Linked DNA regions of Homo sapiens: all the other regions are linked to region 1. The links are chromatin loops, found by intact Hi-C in ENCODE. Cell type or tissue: OCI-LY7. All regions are shown on one strand.

Evidence for each region. Peaks named below come from ENCODE experiments on the same cell type or tissue, not always from the same donor. Only the 100,000 strongest peaks of a DNase experiment are listed, where the experiment ranks them.
Region 2: it touches region 1 in a loop (3-fold over the local background); 1 of 110 quality-filtered maps calls a loop at or near these places.
Region 3: a loop joins it to region 1, with 10 times the contacts of the local background. A loop is called at or near these places in 1 of 110 quality-filtered maps.

What each region holds. Positions count from the first base shown.
Region 1 is chr2:145,410,657-145,414,656 of GRCh38, forward strand. No RefSeq gene overlaps it. Among named protein-coding and RNA genes, the nearest start is that of LINC01966, 530 kb to the left of the region's middle. RefSeq lists an enhancer at 1,584-1,743. In OCI-LY7, no CTCF peak of the experiment used is centred here; DNase peaks (open chromatin) are centred at 1,065 and 1,605; H3K4me3 peaks cover 2,758 bases; H3K27ac peaks cover 3,406 bases.
Region 2 is chr2:145,585,098-145,589,097 of GRCh38, forward strand. No RefSeq gene overlaps it. Among named protein-coding and RNA genes, the nearest start is that of LINC01966, 710 kb to the left of the region's middle. In OCI-LY7, no CTCF peak of the experiment used is centred here; no DNase peak of the experiment used is centred here.
Region 3 is chr2:145,218,640-145,222,639 of GRCh38, forward strand. The region is part of intron 6 of LOC100505498 (a long non-coding RNA gene); the gene reads left to right. Among named protein-coding and RNA genes, the nearest start is that of LINC01966, 340 kb to the left of the region's middle. In OCI-LY7, no CTCF peak of the experiment used is centred here; DNase peaks (open chromatin) are centred at 1,762 and 2,062; H3K4me3 peaks cover 1,271 bases; H3K27ac peaks cover 2,766 bases.

The DNA of each region.
Region 1 (4,000 bases):
ACTAACGTTTGTGATTTCCCACTTCAGCTCAAGCCCAGATATTTTTGTCAGTTGTTAATTACAGTCATATTTCTCTAAAGCATTTTCTTTTTTAAGGATTAAAAAAAGGAGAGAAGAATTTCAAGAAGAAAGGCTACACCATGCGATACAGGTTCACATTTCTCTGAGTGGAGAGGAACGCATTGGGGTGAAGGTGATAGGCAGGGCCACTTGCTGGAGAACGGGGAGCTAGCACTTAGATAGAGTTGATAGAAGTGGAAATCAGACTGGGATAAAGTCAAGAGGTAGGGCTAGATCAAGATTCAAAGCAGAAAATGGCAAGAACTCTGGCTTGACAGTAGGGATGTCACAGGGGAGAGATGAGATGAAAACATGGTGGGATGCAGTTATGTTCATTAGGCCAAGAAAACGTGTTCAATATCAAATTCAGTGCTCTTCTCTTTTTCCAGATACTTGTATACGATTGTTTATTAATTCCCTGTGTCTCTAATATTGTGGATCTTCTTCCTGTAACTCATACAACTAGCAGATTTCTGGCTTAAAGACAGAAAGGAAGGGTAGCATTTTTACATGAGGAGGGATTAAGGCAGAGAGAAGTAAATTAATTGAAGTTCCTATAATTAAATTACTAATGGTATCTGCATTAGGGTCACATTTCCTACCCCTTCATCCTGTATTATTTCTAGAATCTTTACACTGGAATTGACCACAGAGCATTGCACTGGATTTGACCACAGAGGTCATTTAGTCCAGAATTTTATCATTTGGTCCACCTTTCCTTGGAGATTAAACTAATGAGCTGGCATTGCACCCACCCACCTTGGCTTTATCCTGATAATTCCTCTCAGGGTGAGTGGTAGTTCCCATGGAGAACACTAAGCAGGTGGTTTTGTTGCACAGTGAGCCCTGGGCTTCCCTGAAATGCCCTGAAGTGTCAGTTACTGTTTTGATTGCTTTTTCATTTTTCTATCCAGACACTTGTTGACAGGAAACTCTGTGGCCACCATTCATTGCATTTAAGAAATCAAACAACCACAAACTGTCACTGTCACTTTCATTTCCTGTCATCATTCATTTTCTTGAGCTGCTGCTAGTTTATCAGTGTAGCTGGATGTCCCGTGCTCCTGGGCATTGGGGAGGAAAGACTGTAGGTATGTGCAGGTGCTGAAAAAAGATGTGAGAGGAACGCAATAAACACTTGCAGCCTCGCTCCTGGCTTTCCGTTTATGTCATTCACCTGTGGGTTTAGAAACGTTTTCTGTTTCTAGGATCAAATGGAAATCCCAGCCTTATTGCTGTAGGATTTTCTTAATCCTTCCACAGTAGTTAAAGACTCTCCCTAGCTTCACTTTGTTTGTTGTAGCTTGTGTAGGAGTGATGCAAGGCAGGCTTAACTGCTTCCATCAGCAGCTCCAGGAGGAAGTTTTGTGATGGTAAGAATTGGATTTTGTTGTCCTTCACAAGGACCTTTCTCCCAGCTGTTTCTATATAAATGTACGTCTCTATAGCTCAGAGAACTATCAGGAAACAGGTGTTTTTCCATTAATAGCCAAGATGCATCAAAGGAAGGAGAAGGTACAGCAGTATGTGAAAATCAGGTGGTCCACGGTTGAATACTTTGTACACAATAACTAATCACTCAAAGCTTATATCTATTTATAATAAAGTCTATAATTACAAGCCAGGTGGCTGTGGTTAGGAGATTGTGGGGTTTTTGAACAGGTTACTTGACTCGCCATTACAGCTTTAGAGGAGATATGTCCACCTGGGTAGTGGGTGATGTGGCACGTGTTTGCCTATAAACAGCACACATGTGCTCTGCCTTAGCTTCTTTTCAGCTGTCTTCCGAGTCTGTGTGCATCAAAGTTGTATTCTACAAATCTCCTTGCTTACTGGCAAATATAATAGCCAGAAAATTTTACAAAAGTTCTATGGGCTTTGAGTTCAGAAGTTTTGCTATACTTTTTCCTGAAGAATATTATGTACAACTGATATAAATTGGAGTTTGCTGATGCAGTATTTTGAAGTCTAAGATGTCATCTGGCCAGTTGACTCTAACTATGGAGTCTTCATTTTTTCCTTACCATGTGCTTCAGAATTCATAAGAGATGATTTGAATAGTGATATAATGACCATGACATATTGTAAAAGTGAAGTTATGAGTAATTTGTTAATTATTTATTGAGTATCTCTTATAACCAGTGACACTTTTAAGGGCTGTGGGGTATATAAATAAGTGTAGGAGATGGTTCCTCTACTGAAAGAACTCTTTTCTCAACTGGGAAGATATGATTCAAAGAGAAAACGTTGCCGCTACTACGTATTCTATCACTTGCTCAGACAATATGTGCTAAAGGTAGTAAGATATGTGGGATTATTATGCAAGGAGATTGTATTTAAAGCTTCATGAAGAAGGTGAGATTAGAAAGATGAAATTAACAGGTAAAAAGAACAATAAAGGGCATTTGGGTGTGGTGATTGTCTTAGTTTTTTATGGCTGCATAACAAATTATCACAAACTTTGCTGATTAAGATAACACATATTTATTCCTTCTCATTTCTGTAGGTCTGGAGTCTGGCTTCACTGGGACCTCTCCTCCATGCCTCCCAAGGCTGCAAACAAAGTGTCATTTAGGCAGCATTACTCTTTGTAACTCAGGATTCTCTTCCAAACTCACATGGTTGTTGGCAGAATTCAACTCCTTGCAGCTCTATGACTGAAGCTCTTGTTTTCTTGCCAGCTGATGTCCAGGGAGCACTCTCAGCTGCCAGAGGCCTCTCTCAGGTCCTTGCCATATGGCACCCTCCATAGACCTCTTACAACATGGCAACTTCCTTCTTTCAGGCAAGCAGGAGAGTGTCTGCTGCTTTAAACCTTCCTCTTCAGGAAGGACCTAGTCTCTCTTTTAAAGGCTTACCATATTTAAGTCCAGTCCACCAATGGTAATTGTTCTTTCAATTAACTCAAATTCGACAGATTAGTCAACCCAATTAGTATTGGGAGTAAAATTCAATCATTTTTACAAATTATGCACACATTCAATTGGATGGGATTGCACAGGGGGTGCGTGTACAAAAGGAAGTAGAAATCTCAGGGACCATCTTAGAATTTGCATATCATAGTGACAGAAACAATGCAACATGGAGTGGTTTCACATAGTGTGTTGGGAACATGGTTAGTTGCACAACATAACTGAAGAAATCAATTGTGAAATAATTTTGGAAATGCCAGTTTGGAAAACACAAACAGACACACACAGACACACACAGACACACACACACACACACACACACACACACACAAAAATAAGTACCTCAAATCTTTAAGCCATTGTAATGGGTTATATTGTCTTAGCATTTAAAATGAGAGTGCAAGGGACCTACTGTCCAATAGACTTAATAATCTTGAGACATCTTGTCAACTCTTCCTAAAAACTCTGATAATGACTATAGTTTACCTGTAGCTAGGAATTTTTCATTATATTGTAAAGGGTTGTGAAAAACAAAAAAGAAAAGAAGAATAAGAAAAGAAGAAGGAGAAGAAGAAAATAGGAAGAAGAAGAAGAAGAAGAAGACGGAGAAGAAGAAGAAGATAAAGAGGAGGATGCAGTGTGGTGAAAAGATGAGGAGGAGAAGGAGGACAAAGTAACTATGCATGATCCTCCAAACCTAAAATATTTATTATGTGGCTGTTTATGGAAAAAGATGCTGTCGCCTGACTCTAACTTCTAAGCACAAAACCCAAAGGCAGTCTTCAACTTGGACATTTTAGAGGATGAGTGCTAAAGAAATTACCTCAAAGTTTGTGTTAAAATGCAAACTTTATGTATTGAAAGTTTATATTAAAATCCTCAGGTCTCACTTTAAACTACAGCACTCCGAAGGGTCTTGGAAACTGTGTATGTATGAGGAAGGATGTGTGTGGCAGAACTAATGAATTCTCACTTCTCTGGATAGATATTTAACTACCCAAGCACTAGTCTGAGGCTTAGTGTATGAC
Region 2 (4,000 bases), 170 kb after region 1:
CTGTTTCAAATCCACGTTTATGGAGTGCACAACACACACCCACACAGACAAACAGACACACACAGATGTACACACATTCCTAGCCTGGTCAATTTAGATCTGATAATATTCTTTTTCCTCTTATGGACAAGGATAGTTATATATGAAATCCAAAGTGGGCCTGGAGTCTCCAATAGGGTTGTGCATCTACTGTTTGTTTTACTGCAAACATTAAGCAAGAAACACACTCTTTCCTATATGCAATGTTCGAAGCAAATTCGTCCATGTTTATGACATTGAAAGTGTGTCATTGGCTCTGCAACAGTCATATTTCAGGAGGAGGCATGATGTTTCTTTTAAACAGAGAAGTAGAAAAAATCTTCTGTGATAATCTTTGGAGATATATGAGTTCAGAATTTAAGAATTTCCTAGGCTGTTCAGGATCAGCAAGAACAAACCAAGCCTTTCTCTTAATAAGTTAAATCAGTGTTGTCCAAAGAATGAGTTGGCATGAGAGATTTGAGGTATTTAACCCTTATCCTAAATATTCTGAGAACAGGTATAATTTATTCAAATGTATTTGTTCCCTGAAATGTACTAATTGTTTTCCCTTTAGCCAAAAACTAGGAACAAGGTTGAAAATGGCAAAGTGCAGAGCATGGGATTCAGAAATCCATAAAGTTGTGAATAAACTTCTAAATAACCTGCATGTGATATCCAACTATACTAGTTTATTCACCTTAAGATTGTCCATCCTGTAACTCAAAACCCTTTGTCAGGTCTGAGAAATGGTTTGTTTTCTTAACCTGATGTTGTTTTAAAAGGCAATACCCAGATGTTCTGGGTTTGTGATAAAGAGAGAATTAATGAGTCTGTCTGTCCAACTGGAGCCTATTTATGAATCTGTATGGATGCCAATTGCAGGTTAAAGTGTGATGTTCCTGGTGCACAAAGGACTTAAAAACATTTTAGAGAAAATGAAAGGCTTTAATTAATCTTTCCTTTAAACACTTTTCTTTTTCACAGTCTACCAACAAATAGATTCAGGCATGTTCTGGGATCACTTTAAAACCCTGATCTGTTATTTCTTCTTTTTCTTCTTCTCCATTTATAAAACCTTAAAGCAATTGCCTCTGTTGATGTGAGTCAGGCTTTGCTCTGTTTTGTTACTTTAACCTTAAGCTTTACTGTAAGCTGTGTAAACTAAAATTATAGATCTCTCTTCATTTCCCAAGTTGTTTCCCTCTAAGAAATCCCTTCTGTCTTTTTCCTAAGTAAAAAAGACTAAAAATATGTTTGAATAGAAACCGTAGCAATAATGACCTTAGCTGAAGCTTTGGCTGAGCATACCCTGCATGAACCAAGAGCAAAATTCTACCTACAGTAAGCTGAGGTCACCAGGGCCTTCTCAAAGTATTTTCAATAAAGCTATTTCATTTCATTTCTTTCCTTCTATTTTTTTCTAAGCATTTAACATAGGAAATCATGATACAAATAGGTTCTATATCCATCGTCTCTTGACAAGTGAAATATTGAACTTCTCTAGCTCAGGGTAGTTTGATCCCTGATTTCTGCCTAAAAACTTGAAATAATCTTATTGAGTTAGGTTCTCCTTTAACTACTAAAGGGAGTTGGTATGTAAATCCTACTTATACTAATGAGATTGTGTGTGTAAATTACTGTATATGGAGGCGGGACTGTGCCCCATGAAATTGATGTGTTTGTTTAGAAATTACAATGTGTAACACGTCTCTTATCCTGTAGATCATAATAATTTCATAGTGCAATTAGCTAATCACAATTTAGTGACTATTCAGTTGAAGGTGTTATCTTTTATTCATATCCAACCATCTACTTTAGAAAATAACAAATGTCCATATGTTTAACCATTTAAAGACCAGCCTTCTTTAGGCCTATAACTTTTGCTAAAATGCTCATAAATGTATTCAGCAAAAATCATTATAAGAATGATAGATTTTTAACATAGAGTATTAAAAAACGAGGCTTGAAACTACCTTGCACCAAAGAGAAATAAACTATGGGTTTCATTACTTTTCCTGATATTTTTATTATAAGAATTTGTTGGCCGGGCATGGTGGCTTACACCTGTAATACCAGCACTTTGGGAGGCCAAGGTGGGTAGATCACTTGAGCTCAGGAGTTCGAAACCAGCCTGGCCAACATGGTGAAACCCTGTTTATACTAAAATCACAAAAATTATCCGCGTGTGGTGGCGGGCACCTGTAATCACAGCTACTTGGGAGGCTGAGGCAGGAGAATCGCTTGAACCCGGGAGGAGGAGGTTGCAGTGAGCTGAGACGGTGCCACTACATGCCAACCTGGGCAACAGAGAGAGACTCCATCTCAAAAAAAATAATAATAATAATTTGTTTAAAATCATTTCTTTTTCTGAAATATAGCAGATTTCAATTATTACTCAATAAGCATTTTTAATCTAAGTGTTTTAGTGATTTCAAGAACTTATTGGATTTTATTTATTTACTTGCCATGGACCTGACAGTGCTTGTAGACTAAAACTTTAAGGATTACTGGGGGCCTAGTGTTCATCTATAATTGAAATATTTCACTGTAAGTTTTATCTTTATAGTTTTTAATCAAAAAGTTTATAGCATAACATTGTGAAAATGTTAAGAAAAAGTTAATATTTTTCTTTTCTTAGTTTAATGTTAATATAATTAAACTTTGCACAGTTTATTGACCCCAGTTGTAGTAATAATGTGTAACTGTAATATCACCTAAATATATATATATGTTTGACATTCCAGTCTAAATGAAATAATTAAACCGTATCATAACTTTTAAGCTAATGTATTAGTCCGTTTTCATGCTGCTGATAAAGACATACCCGAGACTGAACAATTTACCAAAGAAAGGGGTTTATTGTACTTACAGTCCCACATGGCTGGGGAGGCCTCAAAATCATGGCAGAAGGCAAGGAGGAGTAAATCATGTCTTATGTGGATGGCAGCAGGCAAAGAGAGATTGGGCAGGAAAACTCCCTCTTATAATACCGTCAGGTCTTGTAAGACTTACTCGCTATCAGGAGAACAGCATGGGAGAGACCTGCCCCCATGATTTAGTTACCTCCCACTGGGTCCCTCCCACAACATGTGGGTATTCAAGATGAGATCTGGGTGGGGACACAGCCAAACCATATCCCTAACCCTGTGGAGAAATTAGATTTGCCCTCTTGCTTTGGATGTTATAACTAACTTGCAACTTTAATCTATACAATTTAATCTGTTTAAAATTTATATCCCTACCTCCTTGCAAAAAGAATTTGATGAATATTGCATAGAACTGACCATTTTTTCCATTATGATGGTCTTTTTATATAATTTTCTTCATCCATATTTCTCAATTTCCTGCTTTGACTAGAAAAAAAGTGAGATTATTTCAAAATTTATATTGTCACTGGATTGCTAATCCAATTTCCTTTGTCCAGAAGCTTGAGTCATTTCAAAAGTATCTAAAAATATAAGCTAAAAGCCAAAATTCTAATTGTTAAAAGAGTTTACAAAGAGACAAGAAAGTAGAGATTATAAAATAGAAGCGAAAATGATACCATTTGAAGATTCCACTGTGAAAAGATCAGTGTCCACAGGTACAGTTGATATGTAATCTTCCTTGAGGATCAGGTGTCAGTCATTTATATCTATTCAGGAAGCTTTGCATCTTACACGATTCCTCCTGTCCTGGACTGTACTTCAGCGACACTGGCTTTCTTTTCTTTCTTCAAACCTGTTAAGCTCTTTCCGACCTCAGGACCTTTGCCTGGGACATTTCCTCTGCCCAGAAAGCTCTTTCTATGGCTAGCTCCTTTTCATCTTTATTAAAGTTATATATCATCTCCTCTGAGGTATCTTCTGACAACCCAATCTAAAGTAGTTACTATCTCCAACATCATCCCTTTCTGTTGCCTTTAGAGCACTGATCACAGGATATAATTGATCCTTATTTGTTCACCTGCTGGTTTAATGCCATCTTTTGTCACTATCCT
Region 3 (4,000 bases), 190 kb before region 1:
ACTTTATTGGAAATGCTTTTTTAAATGCCTTGTTTAGAACCAGCTTGTGTTTCTTCTATCAGTGACCACATAGGGATATTATGGAGTGTTATATCAAATTTATATCCTACTCCACAGCTCCTGAAGAGTTAAAAACTCTAACAAGCTAAAGTAGGCTGACCTGGGGAAGAACTTGAAACCAAGTTTAACAATAGATTTTATATTATCAGCCTTTGGTAGGTCTACATTTTGTAACATACTCAAATAATAAAAATGGTAAAGGTAACAATAGTGCATGTAATATTTGTGTGGGTGTGTGGTACAATATTAAAAAAAATGTGTAAAGCATTTAATGATTTAATGCCATTTTTGGCCCATGATAGGCACTTAAGAAATGGTGGTAATAGTGATTTGTTATGATTATTATTCACAGATGGTGATAGATCTTAATTAACATACAACTAATAGTTAAAATAATTTGTAACAAGAAAATATCGATAACTAATATATAAGTAGGATAAATATAATAGATATGAAAAAATGGGATTGATTTGTTTAATATAGACTGCAACATACATTTCATTCTCACTGTACTTGTGATATAGGTAAAACTCAAGAGAAAGTTATGACTATCCATACAGCAAATCATCAGTAATAAGGTGAAAATACAAGAAAACACAAAGGGTTAATTTTTTGACTTTAAAAATCTATTGCAGTAGCTTAAATAATGTAAATACTTTAGCTAGTAAAATAAACGTAATAGAATTTTTCCTTCACTAATTTCAGGATATTTTCATTGGAAAGAATATCACATGTCTAATCTAAATAATGGCCATGTCTACATAGAGCCAACTACCTTTAGAATAGGAGAAAGCCATCTTCCAGGTCTTTGTTGTACATGAATAATGTAAGGTGTCTGGATACTTGAAAGAGATAAATACAATATTTGTATGATGGAAAACATTGTTCTCTTTACCAAGATGTATTTGGACATTTTAGAGTTTACCTATATTATCTATGATATAATGTGTATCATGTCAAAAATATCCATTGTTGTTGGTGTGATCCAGAGTTTGTTTGCCTGGTATGGCAGTCACTAAAGTATTTGAGATATATGCATGCCCAAACCTTCAACTATGTCAGCAGAATGGACTTCTAATTTTACTCTGGCAGGCTAACTCACTGTCAACCCATGGCTAAAAGAGTCACAAGGATTTGTAGAGAAGGATAGCATTGATGGGATGCCATAGAAATTCATGCTGCACCTGTTCTCAAAAATAGAGCTTCCTGTCTTTCCAGCTTTCAATATAGCACCTTCCACTGATACTAAATTTGTTGATTATTAAAAAAAGGAAGAACTATACAAACAGACAGGGAAATAAGGTGCCTGTAACACCCCCTGTTGAAAGCTGCATTACTTATTCCGCTTGAATGAATTTATATTGGATAAATCTAGTACGAAGTGAAAACCCTATTTCCAGCTGAGACTTAAAGATGTTTTACTAAAACATGCTTAAGCAAATGCATTTTGATGCCTCACAAGGAGGATACACACAGAGCTGTCTTTGGGGAAGTTCAATAAAGTGTGTATCGGCAGCTAAAGAAAGATGTTCTCTATCTGATTTGCACTCATAGATTTGCATCAACTTAATTTAAAATTCCTTGTATGCACAGGAGAAATGGTTAAATATGACTTTCGGATGATACCTAACAAGGGAAAGTAACTTTTCCATTTCCGTTCAGTAGTTAGTCATGCTGCTGAAACCCCGAATGCTCACCCAGAAGAGTTCCTTTGCAGTGAAAGCCTAAGTGAGATTGCACCTTCAACTGGCATCACTCCACCTTACAGGATCCTGAAAGCTTTCAAATCCACCTCAAGCCCAGGCAGTGTCAAAGAAGGAGAGGAATTGAAGAAGCAAAAATAAATATTAAAGTACATAAGAATTAAATATTACCTTTTTAAATAGCAATTATGCAGTTGAAAACAAGATCATCACACCTGTACAAGAAAAGGCATGCAAGCCCAAAACATCTGCTTGGATCCACCTGCCAGGCACCTGTTTTGCTGTTTCAATGCCATTTGATTGCTGGAGATGTAGAGGCTCTTGTGAGGTAATGAGTGATTTTACATTATGCATGATTGAAAACAGGTGTTCTAATGCTGCACAATTCTATGCATGAATAATTCAGTTTGTTTAGAGCAAGATCTTTAAAAGAAGTACTGCATGGGCTTTATTATTTCTATAAACACGAAGGTTATTTTTTTTAAAGTATGACGATTGTTCCTTTGCAGCCAGCTTGTTTATGGCAATTTTTGTGTAATTTTATGGATGAGGAATAATATCCTGAAAGGTAAAATTGATCACACTTAAAATATGTAAGAAGTAAAATTGAAAGGTCTGTTAGCAAGAGGAAAACAGTATTAAAATTCAATGTTCTAAGTAAAAATGTCTGATTATTTCCTTCCTGCTTTGCCTGCTTTCTCATGGTAACAAAACATTCGTCTGAGGGCTATAATTAGGGAGGGGTGAACTATCTGGGAAAATAGAGAAATTGTTTTGTATCTCAGCCCTAACACTAAGCAGAGCCCAGACTTCCTTAAAGATAGAACTGATATTAGTCAGCAGCCTTTCTCTCCTTAGTTATCATGAGTTCACACCCTCTTGTAATCCACTATCAGGACATCACTGATGGAGACAATCCCTTTTGCTCTGATTCCCACTTAACGTTTTGTCTACCCTGGCTTCATAGGGTCAGAAGTGTTATTATCAGAGTGTTGTGTTTCAAATAACATGTAATGTCCATAAATTCTCAATGTTAATAGCTAGAACCTCACTTAAAAGACAAAAGGAGTTATCTTAGAGACCAAAGACACTATTGTCTTGAACCACATATGATTAAATATTTAAAATGTCTAAGGTGTGAGAGATAGAAAACTTATGTAGTTCAATTAATACTGTTTAAGTAATAGAAGACAAAGGAGAGCTATAGTCATGTTGCTGTTACTAGTTTATATTTGTTGAGTGTTTCATACCACATAAACCATAGTATGAGAGAGTTATTGACACATACTAATCCCTTCCTAAAATATACCAACTCAGCAAGTAGTCAGCTCTGAGCTTTGAGGTTTGGCTACCTTCCCTCACTTTAAGAGTTATGGGTTCCTTCACAGGGGATCTATTATTGAAAAGCTTTCCAGTTAGAAGTAAATTGTAAGACAGGTCCTTCATGTGGGGAGCAACACTGGGAAAGTCACAAAGAAAAATAGAAGATTTGGTAAGAAGGAGAGCGCTTTTATTGCTATTGACACAGTGAATTGACCTTATTCCCTCCCAAGGGGATAAGGTTGGAGAGAAGGTCTTTACAAGTCTTCGCCAAATCCAAGCATTGGCCTCATTAACTCAGAGAATCAATGCCAGGAAGGGATTCAGGAATCTGGACTAAGGGACATAAGTAACCAGAAGATAGACATGTTGGTCTGGCAATCCTGACCTAGCATAAAATGTTCACTTTTTCTCAAAGTTAAGATTTCAAAGCTTTCTTTCTGAATTTGCTAAACATTAATATAAAATATTTTTAAAATATACATCTCAATGCTGATGGATACCTGAAGTATTAAGTTGAATCATACAAAATTGAAAATCATCCTACAAATTTTTGTTAGTCAATGATGGTTAAATATTAGATCTTTCATATGGTTCAGTCTCTCTCTGCTAAGAGTTCCTTAATTTGAGGAATCATGTTTTCTTGAATACTATAAACCATACCCTTTCATTGCATGAAATACATAACTAGTAAGAAAAGCAATGCTCTCTGATAGAATTAAATGCAGTGACAGAGTGAAGCACATGTTCAGCAACCACTTATAAAGAGAAGGCTTAGCAACCATGCTAGAGTTTGGAAAATACTTCACCTCATATTAGGAGGTGGAATTAATTACTATCCCCGTGAATCTAACCTGTTCTTAATGAATTGTGTCACCAATAGATTGAAGCAGAGCTTTGCAACTTCTGAGTGGGTC